Linked DNA regions of Homo sapiens: region 1 is linked to region 2. Evidence: chromatin contacts called from ENCODE Hi-C or POLR2A ChIA-PET data. All regions are on one chromosome and are shown on one strand. Each heading gives the region's core, a stretch centred on a gene start or an enhancer-like site at or near the end of the contact. The rest is flanking DNA. Distances are from core to core; before and after follow the strand shown. Region 1 has its middle 59 kb from the start of MIR4475. Region 2 has its middle 92 kb from the start of MIR4475.

Region 1 (6,875 bases), core at 3,406-5,905, 34 kb after region 2:
GCGTCAGGAAAGAGATGGGGTGAGTGGGATCCAGAGGCGTGGCAGAGGGCGTGCAGGAGATTTTAAGGGCCTTGAGTGCCAAGGTAAGGATTCTGGACTTTCTCTGGAGCCGCTGAGCAGTGCCATGACCCAGTGCCGTTTTAGGAAGTCAGGTCTAGTGAGACAGACTGGAGGTCGCGAGGCCAGGGAGGAGAGGGCGGGTGGCAGTGGGAATGAGGGCAGTGGCTCTGCTTGGTGAGGGAGTGTAGGGGATAGCCTGGGGCCTGCCTTGACTTCTATACGTGTTTGTGCCCCCACATCCCCACACCAAGGCCAGTTTTAGGTTTATTCTGTGTGTTGTGAGCGAGCTCCGGAGAGGGGGCTGAAGCGACGCATTTGAGACCCCCAACCGATTTCTGCCTTTAGGACTATGATGAGAGGAGCAGCTCTTCGCTTGGGGTTCTTGGTACTTTTACCTGAATCTGTCCAAGGTGACTTCTGGAATGAGTGTCCTGAAGGCAGGGGACAAGCCCAAGGGAGTGGAGATCATCACCAAAACCAGAGCCTCCTGGGTTTCAATCTCAGTCCCACCATTCAGAAGCTGTGTGCCCTTGGAGAAATAATGTCACCTCTCTGGGCCTCTGTTTTCTTATCTGTGAAGTGGGGCAATAGTGATGCTGCTCCTACAGCAGCTGTGAGATTCTAGCAAGCTTTACCTGGAAAGCATGTGGCACACAGAGGTGCTCAGTTACACGTCACTCCTGGGACCTTTGTCATCATCTTGTCTTCCCATTGGGATCAACGCATTGAAGAAACTGCAAAAGATTGCTGGGTGCGGTGGCTCACGCCTGTAATCCCAGCACTTTGGGAGGCTGAGGTGGATCACCTGAGGTCAGGAGTTCAAGACCAGCCTGGCCAACATGGTGAAACTCCGTCTCTACTAAAAATACAAAAATTAGCCAGGCATGATGGCAGGTGCCCGTAATCCCAGCTACTCGGGAGGCTGAGGCAGGAGAGTCGCTTGAACCTGGGAGACGGAGGTGGCAGTGAGCTGAGCTCAAGCAACTGTACTCCAACCTGGGCAACAAGAGTGAAACTCTGTCTCAAAAAAGAAAAAAAAAAAAAAGAAATTGCAAAGGATTGTTGTTTACCTGGCTGAGTAGCTGCAGGTAAACAGCTTGAAGCTGGGATTGGGGGAACTGTGGGGTTGAAACCCCTCCCTCTCTGTCCCCTGGAGTAGGACCACCTGAGATGGGGGTGAGGTTCAGGGGGTCTGACACCTACCTCCTGGGAGATGAGCATAGAGAGAGTAGTCTCCATTCCCCACCCATCCCTCTCCCTAGCCCGTCTCCTGCAACACTGTGCAGGAGGGAGCCAGGCTGGGGTGTACTACCATTTCACATGGGGGGAAGTGGGGGCATAGGGAGGCAATGGGACTCCCCAAAGTTTCCTCTGGAGCTGGGAGGGAGGCCTGGGTTCCTCTGTGGGGATTACAGAGGACCTTGAAGTCTCTTTGTGGCAGGCTGGTGTCATGCAGACAGGGGCAGGCAGCGACGTGAGCACTTCTGCCATCTCCAGTGAGGGATGCGCTGCTCAGGTGAGGAGAGCCTTGCTCAAGGTGACTGTGAGCTCCTGACTTCTCAGTGTGCTGGCAAATGGACCCCATCCATCCTGGGAGGGAGAGAGCCTGACTCTCGCCCCACATGGCCCGTCAGGGTGGCCATAAGCTCTCCAGGCGCCTGGGGAGCTCCCTCGGGACCCCAGCAACCGAAGACAATGCCTGGTTCCCAGCAGCCCAGCGCCTGTCGGGTGACCTTGAGGACTCACCTTCCCTGGTGGCGGCTGCTGGGAGTGGAGGAACAGGGCTCAGTCACAGGATGGAAGCAGGTGTGTGTGTGTGTGCGTGGAGTGTGGGTAATATGTAAGGATAGGCATCTCCCCAGCTTTTTTGGGGGGAGGAGAGCATCCAGCTGGGTATCCTCCCGGGTCCTACCAGCCTGTCAGGCAGGAGGGGAGACCTGGGAGAGACTGACTTAGGCTGACCTGGGGTGGATCGACCCCGAGGCCCTCCCTGAGATCTGAGCTGGCATCTGCTTCCGCACCGTCGTTCTGACTCCTCTACCCAGGACTAGTTACGGTCACCATCACAGTCAGTAGGACTGTCAATCATTGTTTTAAGTACTGATGTATATCCACCTAGTTGGTCCTCATTTTACACATAGGGAAACGGAGGCAGAGAGGGCTTAAATAGTCTAAGGTCACAGGGTGAACACGCACTCAGTCACTCCCTTCTGTGGCACTGCCTCAGGGGGCCACATGTGCTGGGAAATGCTGTTGTCCTGAAGCAGCTCAGCAACTGCTGGGTCAAGAGAGGGGCAGGTAAGGCGCTGAGGGCCTTGGAGGAAGGAGGACCACGACGACAGCTGTGTGGTGTGTACAGTTGTGTGGGGTGTTTGTGTGGGGTGTGGGGGGTGTATTTGTGTATGATGTGTGTGACGTGGCATATGTGTGGTGCATGTGTATGTGTGGTGCGTGTGCATGTATGATGTGGTGTATGTGTGGTGAGTAATGTGTGTGTTGTCTTTGCGTGTGATGTTTGTGTGTGGTGTGGTGTATGTGGTATGTGTATTGTGAGTGGTGTATGGTGTGAGTGGCATGTGTGAGTGATGTGTGTGTGTGTGGTGTGTAGTGTGTTTATGTGGTGTGTGTGTTGTGGTGTATGTGGTGTGTGTGTGTGTGATGTGTGTGGTTGTGTATGTGGTCTGTGTGATGTGCGTGAGTTGTGTGTGTGTGAATGGTGTCTGTGGTGTGTGTGAATGGTGTGTGCTGTAGTGTAGGTGGTGTGTGTGAGTGGGGTGTGTCTGTTTTGTGCGTGTGAGTGGTGCATGTAGTGCATGTGTGCTGTGGTGTGTGTGAGTTGTGTGTGTGCTGTGGTGTGTGAGTGGTGTGTGTGGTGAGTGGTTGTGGTGTGTGTGGTGTGTGTGTGGTGTGTGTGTGCTGTGGTGTGTGTGGTATGTGTGTGTTGTGGTGTGAGTGGTTTGTGTGTGGTGTGTTTGTGTGGTGTATGTGGTGTATGTGATGTGTGTGTGCTGTGTGTGGTGTGTGAGTGGTGTGTGCTGTGGTGTGTGAGTGGCGTGTGTAATGTATGTGTGCTGTGGTGTGTGTGGTGTGTGTGAGTGGTATGTGTGATGTGTCTGTGTGCTGTGGTGTGTGCGTGGTGCGTGAATGGTGTGTGAGTGGTGCGTGTGAGTGGTGTGTGTGTGTGCTGTGGTGTGTGCTGTGGTGTGTGTGGTGTGAGTGGTGTGTGCTGTGGTGTGTGTGATGTGTGTGAGTGGTGTGTGTGCTGTGGTGTGTATGCTGTGAGTGGTGTGTGCTGTGGTGTGTGTGATGTGTGTGTGCTGTGGTGTGTGTGTGGTGTGAGTGGTGTGTGTGAGTGGTGTGTGTGTGTGGTGTGTGTGTGCTGTGGTGTGTGTGATGTGTGTGTGCGCGTGTGAGGGAAGGAATTTCGGAGGAGGAGGTGGCAGGTGGCAGGTGGCGCAGGTGGCAGGTGGCGCCGGCACTTAGCCACCAAGGGTGGAGGAGGGCCTTCAGGAGGAGGAAACTAGCGGCGAGCAGGGGGTCAGAGGAGGTAAACGCTGTGAACATACCGCCAAGTCCCCATGCTGGGGGTGCAAAACATTGTCATGAAGGATAAGATTGGGGGGCTAGCTAGGACAAGATTGTGGAGGACACTGATTATCAAGCTGGAATTATGCAATTTCTGTCGAGAGCACCTGGTCACCACCGCAGGTCTTTAAGCAGCTATGGATGGGAGGCGACCCTGGCAGCGGCGGGCGAAGATGAGTTAGAAGGGGACAGGAATGAGACAAGAGGAAGGGAGGGAAGAGACGAGGTGGGGAGGACGGGAAGGCGTGCAGGGAGTGGGCCGGTGCGAGAGGGACATGGGATGGAGTCCACAGGGGAAGAGCTGGGGACTCCAGGTTTTCTGGTCAGGAGAGACTGGAGACGCCACTGACAGAAAGAGGAGGAACAGGTGTGGGGAGAACTGATGTTTCTTCGACCAGAGCCATCTGCGGAAACATCGTCTCCTCCGTGGGGCCCAGCTTTCATTCCTCACAGCAGTGATCACTGCATGGCAAACAATCACATTCATCTATTATTTGTTTCTTGTCTTTGCTCAATCAGCATATAAGAGAGTACGAATTCCATCTGCCGTGTTCACAGCGCCATCCCCAGAACCTACAACAGTGTCGGCTTCTAGTAGGTGATCGCTAAATATTTTTTGAGTAAATAAACGAATGACTCATGTCGTGCTGGAGGGGGACTGTGGGACAAGCATCCAGGAGGACTGGAGATCTCCAGGAGGGACGTCTGAGCAAACAAGAATGTCCCACACGTGGAGGTCACTAAGCCCAGGCTGTGTCTGAGATGGTTCTAAGAGAGTAAGAGAGAATGCACAGAAAGAAACCGGATCACCTCCTATGCCCCCAGCGCCTGCACAAAGCCTGGCACACAGCAGGTGTTGCGTGTTGGTTGACTGAATTAATAGATGAACCTGCTCTTCGGCGAGGAGTGAGACTTCCTGTGCATAAGGGGCTCGAGCAGGAAGACAGCTGGCCGAGAGCGTGCGCTGGGGTCCAGAAGGTTGCCTCAGCTTCACAGGTGCCCATGGGTAACGTGTTGTGGTTCCCCGGAGACTCTGGGCGGGAGGAAGTGGGACCATAGAGAGGGGCCCACTTGGGTAGAGCGTCTACCTCCGAGAGGTGGAACTTCATTGGGCGAGTGGGTAGCCAATGAGGAAGCTCCCTGAGGAAGAGCCCGCCCCTGGAACTGGGCCGAGGCACCGCCCCCGCGGAGGAAGCCCCGCCTCTCCCCGTCCCTAACACTGAGGCCCCAGAGGCGAACTGTCGGGACTCCCGGGCTGCTTGGTGGCCTGAGAGGCCCCCGAAGGGCTCTGGGCTGCGCCTTCATCCGCTGCTTTCCTGTGTGACAACCCCAGACCTCATCCTTCAGGGGGTCTCCATTGCCTCAGGTTCCTCTTTTTTTCGAGACGGAGTTTCAGTGTTGACTCCCAGGCTGGAGTGCAGTGGCGTGATCTCGGCTCACTGCAACCTCCACCTCCCGGGTTCAAGCGACTCTCCTGCCTCAGCCTCCCGAGTAGCTGGGATTACAGGCGCCCGCCACCACGCCCAGCTAATTTTTGCATTTTTAGTAGAGACGGGTTTCACCATGTTGGCCAGGCTGGTCTCGAACTCCTGACCTCAGGTGATCCACCCGTCTGGGTCTCCCAAAGTGCTGGCATGAGCCACCGCGCCTGGCAGGTTCCTTTTCATCTAGAAAGAGGCCTTCAAGGGTTAGCTCTGGTTTAACAAAATGGATTCAGTGCTTCCTGTACCAGGCGCTGGTCTACGCTCTTTTTTGCTTTTTCTTTCCCTCCCTCCCTCCCTCCCTCCCTTCCTTCCTTCCTTCCTTCCTTCCTTCCTTCCTTCCCTCCCTCCCTCCCTCCTTCCTTCCTTCCTTTTTTCCTTCTCTTCTCTTCCCTTCTCTTCCTTTCTGTTTCTTTCCCATAATGCATTTATTTTGTCATACTTTTAGTGACACGGGAGCTTTCAGAATGCAGACTTGAAGATACACGGTGATCTATGTGAATGGTCTGGGCTCTGAGGAAACACCTTCAGACCCTCTCCTCATGGGCCTCACCATCTATGGGTGGAAACACAGTAAACAAACCCGCAGTCTCTTCTATAATTACACATTGAATAAGTGTGTCAAGAAACAAAATAATGGGGCATAATTCAGGTAGCAATACTGGGAAAGTGACATTTGAGCTGAACTAGAGAGCAGGGCACTATTGGCAGTTGGAGAAGTCTCCACGCTGAGGGAACAACATGAGAGAAGTCCCCAAAGCTGAGATGAGTGTGCTGCATGTAGGGCGAAGCAGCCAGGCTAGACGGGGAGGTCCGAGGTAAGAGCAGAGGAGAGCAGGCCGTGCAGAACTCCTTCGAATGTTTTTATAATAGGAGTTTAGATGGTTTTTTTCTCGGGATACTGGGAAGCCACTGAATATTTTTACAGGGAAGCACCATGTGATTTTCAAATAATTACTCTGACTTTGTGTGTAGAACAACTTGGGGAAGAGCAAGAAGATTTCTGTTGAGGTGGCTGAATTTTCCTCTTTATGGCAATTAGAGGCAATTTGAGATGAGGCAACACCCAGAACCTTGAGTTGAAGGGCAGTACATCAGAAGAGGCACAGATTATCCCTAATCCTCTCCAGAAATATATGAGCTTGTGTGTGGCCTTGGGCAAACGACTTTCAGGACTGAGAGAAGGAGTGGAGGGAGGGGGGAATGCATGGGATGTCTCACAAGCCACATAGGTCTGCCCAGGTGTCCCGCATATCCCAGTGCATTCCCTATAACCTGTCCCAGAGTGGTTTTCCTTTTTCTATCACAATCCCAATTTTCCCAGCTGAACCATTCTCCAGTCCTGGGCTGGGTTCTGCCATTTCCTTGCTAGAAGCCTCCAGCCTTCTTGCTTCCATTTTCTGGTTCCTGAGAGGCACTTGCCTGTAAGAAATCTGACTCTCTGAATCCATAGTTGAATCAGGGTTCAAGCAGTTCATAGCAAGTGAAAAATGTCCTGTCTGGCCACCCAGCAGTGATTGGAGAGGAGGCTGAGTTGATGGTCCTCCAGGCTGTACAGACCATGAGAGCAGGGATGTAGCAGGTCCTCAATAAGTTACTTGTTGTTTGGATGGTACCTTCATCATGATTTATCAATTCTAACGTGCCATCAACTGTAGGAAACACTGTCAATTCATCGACAACTTTGCAGGACATACAAAAGATAGACATGACATTAAATATACACACCAATTATAAGATACATTCTAA
Region 2 (7,702 bases), core at 2,925-5,424:
AAGCACGTCCACTGCTCAAATTTTCCCTGTACTCTGAAGCGTCGTCCATCTCTGATGTCAGCCACAGCACAGCCCACGTGGTGTTGTGGCATTGGGATTCAGTCCCTTTTGTCTCAAAGACAGAGGACAAGACCTGGAGACACATCTCCTGGGTCTTGATGATGTTAGTCCCAAGTTAATGTTTAGGGTTACGCTATGCAGCACTGAACACCAGGTCGCAAGTAACAGAAGTGACTGTCTTCATAATAACTATTTGCCTATGTGTGTTTATGAAATGCCGAACACTTTGAATTGTGGGATCTAAGGCATGGACCACACTTACCCAGGTCTAAGGTCTAAGCGTGTGTGTGTGCGTGTGTGCGTGCATGTGCATGTGTGTGCGTGTGTGTGTATATAAAACTATGTATATATTTAATTTAAAATTAATATATTTATTTTAATATTGTAAGGTCTAATTTTAAAAAATACATATATAGAAAATTAGTACTAAATAGTGAGTACCTCTGGAACCACAAATTATATTTTATATGCACAAGGAATTTTAAAATATTAGGAATGTACAATATGTATTATTTCCTCAGTTTTCTAGCATAATTTTTTTCTTTATACATATTCTTCTAAAAATTTATTTTTAATGATTATACAGTATTCCACAAAACAGATATGTCATTATTTATTTATTTATTGAGACAGAGTCTCACTCTGTTGCCCTGGCTGAAGTGCAATGGTGTGACCTTGGCTCACTGCAACCTCTGCCTCCTGGGTTCAAGCGATTCTCCAGCCTTAGACTCCTGAGTAGCTGGGATTACAGGTCGCCGCCACCACGCCCGGCTAATTTTTGTATTTTTAGTAGAGATGAGGTTTCACCAGGTTGGCCAGGCTAGTCTTGAACTCCTAACCTCAAGTGATCCACCTGCCTTGGCCTCCCAAAGTGTTGAGATTGCAGGCATGAGCCACTGGGCCTGGCTGTGTCATCATTTATTAAAGCAGTCCTGTAGTGGTTGTTTCCAATTTTTATGTTGCTTCCAGTTTTTCTCTACTATCAACACCGCCACAATGAACATCCTTGTGTGCATGTAAGCTACATTTCTGGAAGTGGCATCCTCAGGTCGGAGCATATACATTGTGTATATTTAGTTGAGTCAGGGGGCAGCCCCTTTAAAAAGACCCAAGTTTCATTGATAAGCTCTTTTATTTTTTGTTTGTTTAGAGTTGGTCCCAGGGAGACCGAAGCCTGCAGGCAGTACTAGAATTGGCCCAGGGAATGGGGTCTGGAGTTATGGATCCCAACTCTCTCTGAGCTTGGGAGAGTCCCTTCCCCTGTCTGGGCCTCACTTTCTTTATCTGTTCAAAGAAGACTCATTGGTACTGACCTAATGAGAAAAAAAAGGGAAAATAAAAGAAGAACAAAGAGGAGTCAGAGTAGGTTGCAGAGTCCTTGCAATCAGAAACGCTCTGATTCTGGGAGGGTTTGCTTGCTGGGTAAGTGGAGCCAAGCTCCAGCCTCTGGGGCTCTGTCCCTGAGACCATCCTGCCCCCTGCTGGCCAGTTGCCAAATGCCAGCTTTGTTCCTGACTCCCACAGGGAGATTCCCCGGAAATTTGCTGGACTCCCAGCAAGTCAGTTGCCCACTGTGAAAGCAGGAGGCTACAAGAGTATGAGAAGTGAGCGCCAACATTGCTACAATTCATTTAGCTGCTGTTTCACTTCTGGAAATTACATTCTTTGGGCTGTGCTTCCAAATGTCTCATTTCATTCATTTGTTCAGCAAATGCTTCCAAGTTCCTCCTTTGTGTCTGGGCTATGTTAGGGGGCTGGAGACACAGTGTTTGCCTGCAAAAAATGCACAGGCTAGATAGGGCCAAAGAACTGGCCATAGGTTACTACCATACAGAGGACAGAGAGGGGCACAGAGAAAAGCCTTCAGATGTTTAATTATTAGGCTATTGCTGGGCTTTCAAACCCCTGATCCTCATCTGTCTAGATAAAGAGCATAAATAGATGTATACTGGGTTGAATAGCATCCCTCCCTAACACTTGTCCACCCAGAACCTGTGAATGCAATACAGGGTCTTTGCAGATGTAATCAAGTAAAGATGAGGTCATGCTAGTGGGCCCTAATCCAATGATGGGTGTCCTTATAAGACGAGGAGACAGAGACCCAGAGAGACATGCAGAGGGGAAGGCCATGTGAAGGCACTCATAAGTCCCAGAATGGCGGGGATTGCCAGGAACCACCAGCAATTAGAAGAGGCAAGGAAGGATTTCTCCCCTGGAGAGACCATGGCTAGCTGACACCTTAATTTTGGACTTTGGGCCTCCAGAGATACGGGACAATACATTGATGTTGTTCTAAGCCACCCAGTTTGTGGTAATTTGTTGCAGCAGCCCTTGGAAACTAATGCAACAAACTTCTTGAGGATGAAAGTTAGCAAACTGAGGAGTACTCGGAATCCAAGTGAGTGAGTGTGTGTGTGTGTGTGTGTGTGTGTCAGGGTGGGAGGAGCTGGAAGTTTCAAGTTACAGCTTCATCTTGGCTGACTGGCTGTGTGTCCTTGGGTAAGTCCCTTCCTTCCCCTCTCTGGGCATTGGTTTCTTGGCCTATATAGGAAGACATTAGACTAGCCCAGTAGCCTTTGCAATTCATTCTGCTGCTGTTTCATTTCCGAAAACTGCATTCTTTGGGACCATGACAAAACCTTTTTTTGTCCTTTTTTAAAGAATCTGGACCCTTTTTTTTTCTCAAACAAAAGTAAACATATTGCCCCGCATATAAATGAGCACAGCTAAGCTGTGCCAGGCACAGGGTTCTGGGGCTGGTGAAGTACTTTTGGGATTTCCTGACCCTTCTCCAAGAACACCAAGGTTGTGCTGGATCCTGTACTGGCCCCTCTGGCATTCAGAAGGTGACATATGATGTCAAATAACTGTGGGTAATCCCAGAGTGAGTCCCTTTCTTCATGATTTAACAGGAAGGTTTATTTAGTCCTTGGGGTTTATGAGTTTGGGATCACAGAGCTTTTATGTGGACTCAGGAAGGGTGAGTGTATCAGTTTCCTGTGGCTGCTGTAACAAATGGCCACAGAGCTGGTGGCTTCAAACAACCGAAATTTATTCTCTTGTAGTTCTGGAGGCCAGAAGCCTCAAATCAGTCTCACCGGGTGGAAACGGAGGTGCTGGTGGAGCCATGCTCTCTCCACAGGCTCTAAGGGAGATTCCTTTCCTCGTGGCTTCCAGAACCTGGCGACTGCCTGTGTTCCTGGCTTGGGGCCACATCTCTCCAATCTCTGCTTCTGTGGCCACACTACCATTTCCTCTGCCTGTGTTACATCTCCCCCTACCTCTGTCTTATGAGGACACTTGTGACTGTATTTATCCCCTGCCCCCAGATAATCGAGGATCATCTATCTCATTTTCAATTTATCCACATCTGCAGAGTCTATTTTGCTGTATAAGGTAAGTGCACAGTCTAATCTGGGAATTAGACCCTGATACTGGGGCCATCATTCAGTGCACTGTAGAAGGTGATATATCCATGATGAAGCCCATGGCAGAGACCAACTCTGTCAGTCTCCTCTCTTATTCTCATTACTCCCACCCTCCCTCTCTGCCCAGGAAAGAAGCTATAGAAGGCATTTGGAACCCTTTTTTGGGTAAGGGGCGGAGGCGGGGAGGGAGGAGGCTGTGGCATTGTTTGCCGGCCAACCTCCTGGGCAGCTCCTGCTGAGCTGAGGACACAGGAAGGCAGAGCCATTCCCATGGAGAAATAGAACAAGGCCCAACCTGGCAGCCATGTCTGGAGGCAGCCCTTTGTCAAAAGTTCATCTGACCAGGGAGAGAAATTGCATACTCAGAGTTAGATCTTGTGCAAGGAGCTTCCCCATGCCATGTAATCCTCTCAAGAACCCTCTGAGACAGAGGTTATTAGGACCACTTTACAGATGAGAAAACAGGCTCTGGGAAGGAAAGTGACTTTCCAAGCTACATAGTGTTAAAAGAAAAACTTCAGCTGAATTAAATGTAAAGGAATTTAATTGAGCAATGAACGATTCGAGAATCGTGCAGCTCCCAGAATCACAGCAGATTTGGAGAGACTCCAGGGATGCCTCCTGGTCAGAACAAATTTATAGACAACAAAAGGGAAGTGACGTACAGAAATCGAAAGTGAGGTACAGAAACAGTTGATTGCTCACAGTTTGGCGTTTGCCTTATTTGAACACAGTTTAAACACTTAGTGGTCTATGAGTGGTTGAAGTATGCCGCTGGGATTGGACAAAACTCAGCTGTTGTTACAGGCACATACTCCTAAGTTAGGTTTTCAATCTTGTCAGCCTGTTAAGCTAGGTTACAGTTTGTCCACAAGGACTCAGATATAGAAGTATGGAGTTCTGGCTGGGTGCGGTGGCTCACATCTGCAATCCCAGCACTTTGGGAGGCTGAGGTGGGTAGACCACTTGAGGTCAGGAGTTCGAGACCAGCCTGGCTAATATGGTGAAATCCTGTTGCTTCCAAAAATGTAAAAAATTAGCCAGGCGTGATGGTGCGTGCCTGTAATCCCAGCTACTCAGGAGGCTGAGGCAGGAGAATCGCTTGAACCCGGGAGGCGGAGGTTGCAGTGAGCTGAGATTGTGCCACTGCCCTCCAGCCTGGGTGATAGAGTGAGACTCCATGTCAAAAAAAAAAAAAAAAAAAAAAAAAGAAGGACGGAATTCTTCTCAGGCCATATTTAGTTTGCTTTAACAATAGCTAGTGAATGGTGGTGCTGGAGACCAAAGCCAGCACTGCCTGCAGGTTTCAGAATCTGTTTGGATCTGGGTTTCTGCTGCTCTGAGCTAAGCAGCATGCTGTGAGCATGGGGTCAGAGCACTGGACTCGGGTCTAGGAGTAGATCCTTCCCTTCTCAGTGGTTCTACTGTGGGCAGGTTATTCCAGTTCTCAGAGCCTCTGTTTCCTTGTCTGTAGAGCGGGCTGAGAATCCTTGACCTAAGCCCTGGGTTAAGAAGTTCCAGGGAACACATATTCAGGAAAGCCTTTGTACACCCACTGCCCACAGAGGAGGGGTTGATTGTAGTTCAGGTTTTCCTGGACCAGCAAGCTGTGGGTGGTCTTCCAGGAGGAACGGTGCTGAGAACAGGGGTTGTGGGTCTGGCCCCGACAAGGTTAACAGACCCCTCCAAAGGTACCTGGCAGGCAGGGAGGTGCCTCCAAAGCAGTCTAGCTCTAGGGGACGGCCATTCAGGGTAATTCAACAGACATTCATTCACTGGGTAGCCATTCTGGGACAAGCTCTGACTGGGTGATGATGACAAGACGTGGTGGTCTCCACTTTCAGTGACCTCTTCAAGAGAGATGGGCATGTACATAGTTGTAAGAGAAAACAGTGCAGGATCAGGCCCGGCGGAGTCATAAATAAGTACATGGGACACAGAACAGAGGCAGGGCCCGTGGGTGGGCAGTGACATTATGATCCACTATGTGGTCCGGTTTCTTCAGCTCCTCTGATTTGTTCATCACTCTCATCCTGGGGACAGAGAAAGAATAGTTATTATTGCCATAAATAACTTATTGCTTTAAAATTAAAAATGTAATGGCTACCACAGAGCATGTAGAAGATGCATATAAGCAAAAAGAAGATAAAAGGCATTTACAATCCCATTGCTCAGTTATCAATCTCATTACTCCATTGTCAATACTTTGGAGTATTTCTTTCAACTAATTTTTTTCCACAGATTTTACTCTGCACACTATTTTGTAGCCTTCTTTTTAGAAAACCTAACAACAAATAATTTTGTGTTACTAATGGTTTTGTGAACCTATGTGTTTAACTGGATATACAATATTCCATCAAATGGTTGTATCATACTTTAACCAGCCCCTAATGATCAGATATTTGGTTTGTTTCCTTTTTTTTTCACTATTGTAAGCAGAATCTGGAATAAAATTCCTGAAATTTTTACATCTTTAATTATTTCCTCCAGACAAATTCCATATATATATATATAAAATTTGAGACAGGGTTTTGTCGGGGCAAGGTGGCTGATGCCTGTAATCATAGCTCTTTGGGAGGCTGAGGCTAGGAGTTCAAGACCAACCTGGCCAACATGATGAAACCCCATCTCTACTAAAAATGCAAAAAATAAAAAATTAGCTTGGTGCCATGGCACTCGCCTGTAGTCCCAGCTACTCGGAAAGCTGAGGCATGAGAATCACTTGAACCCAGGAGGTGGAGGTTGCAGTGAGCCGAGATCGAGCCACTGTACTCCAGCCTGGGTGACAGAGTGAGACCCTGTCTCAAATATATATATTTGAGACAAGGTCTTTGTCACCCAGGCTGGAGTGCAGTGACATGATCATGGCCCACTGCAGCCTCACCTCCTGGGGGCAAATGATCCCCCCGTCTCAGCTCCCGAGTAGCTGGAATCACAGGAGTGCACTACCACACCCGATTGATTTTTTTGGATTTTTAGTAGAGACAAAGATGAGGTCCCGCTTTGTTGCCCAGGTTGATCTTGAACTCCTGGGTTCAAGCAATCCTCCTGCCTCAGCCTACCAAAGTGCTGGCATTACAGGAAATCCTCTAAACAAGTACCTATGTTTGGAGTTGCAGTGTCAAAGGCCAAGCTCGTTTTAAAGGCCAAATCTGCCCTGCACAAAAGTTGTCCTGATTTATATTTTCAGGGTTTGAGAGTGCCAATATCTCCCCACATTCACCAATGCTGGCTTATTATTACCTTTTAATCTTTGTCAATTTGATTATCAAAAAATGGTTTCTAACAGGTTTAATCTGTATTTCTAAGATTATTGGGGATTTTGAACAGTTTTTTCTATGTTTAAGGCCATACGTATGTGTATATTTCTCCATTCTCCCATCGGTGGGTTTGTGTTTCCCTGATAGATTTGTAGGACTCTGATGCACTAGGATGGAGGACGATGCCCCCCTCCCACTTTATTGCTGAGGAGGCTGAGGTTTGATGAGGGTAAATGACTTGCCCAAGGTCGCTTGGGCCAATAAGTACTAGATGGAGATCTCAGCCCTGGGCTTTGGAGTCACTCTCTAGTACTTTGTCCACTGCGTCACACTGATAGATGACCCTCTCCTATGGTTCTGGGGGAAAAAAATCAAGCCTGCCTTGTTTCAATTTAGTCTGGATTCTTAAAATAATCTATCCTGTAACATACAGTAGTGTTAGCAGAGAAAATATGTTCTGCCACTTATTGCTAAAGGAGCTGGAGATCCGCGGTGGGCTGTGACCCTTTAAGAGCGTGCCCTCCATGCTGATAAATCAGGCCCTGGCAGGCTGCGTGGAAGATTACTGCTGACGGGTGTGGAGACAGTTAGTGCGATTATTAACAGGACACTGTGGCAGGGGATGAGCTGGCTCTGTGTGCACGTGAGCACCTGGACCCCCAACCCAGGGGCCGGACTCTGAGAGCAGCCTGGACTGGAGGACTGTTCGCCAGCCCAGCCCAACCCCAGGGATGGCTCTGCAGTGCCCATCCATCCACCCGACTCTGTTGGTCTCATGGCCACTTGCAGTGCTGGGAGGGTAGAAAGAGCTGGATCCTGCATCTGGTGCTACATGAGTTTACATTTGTCCATAAGCACCTCCCTGTTCCCCTCTGCCTCAGTTTCCCCACCTGTTTAGCCAAAAGGTTGGACACAATAGTCTCTAAGGGTTCTTCCGAGTCCAAGTCTGCCTGC

The links. A loop is a pair of places that touch in the nucleus more often than their neighbours do. ChIA-PET counts read pairs that join two places held with the same protein, here RNA polymerase II (POLR2A). Pooled maps may share reads with other maps.
Region 1: a pooled map shows a loop between it and region 2 (5-fold over the local background). The contact joins two enhancer-like sites. A Hi-C loop is called at or near these places in 3 of 168 maps with a recorded cell type or tissue (MCF 10A, mammary epithelial cell and transverse colon), 3 of 37 single-sample maps with no recorded cell type and 10 of 50 pooled maps. POLR2A ChIA-PET finds 5 or more read pairs at or near these places in 8 of 52 experiments (BJ, CD4-positive, alpha-beta T cell, Panc1 and 4 more).

The regions. Positions count from the first base shown.
Region 1 is chr9:36,761,381-36,768,255 of GRCh38, forward strand. No RefSeq gene overlaps it. Among named protein-coding and RNA genes, the nearest start is that of MIR4475, 59 kb to the right of the region's middle. RefSeq lists enhancers at 2,933-3,451, 3,452-3,970, 4,491-4,650. Within about 2 kb of position 4,656, at least 5 of the 41 ENCODE cell types and tissues checked have a DNase peak (open chromatin) inside an H3K27ac peak, as active enhancers do.
Region 2 is chr9:36,727,562-36,735,263 of GRCh38, forward strand. No RefSeq gene overlaps it. Among named protein-coding and RNA genes, the nearest start is that of MIR4475, 92 kb to the right of the region's middle. Within about 2 kb of position 4,175, at least 3 of the 41 ENCODE cell types and tissues checked have a DNase peak (open chromatin) inside an H3K27ac peak, as active enhancers do.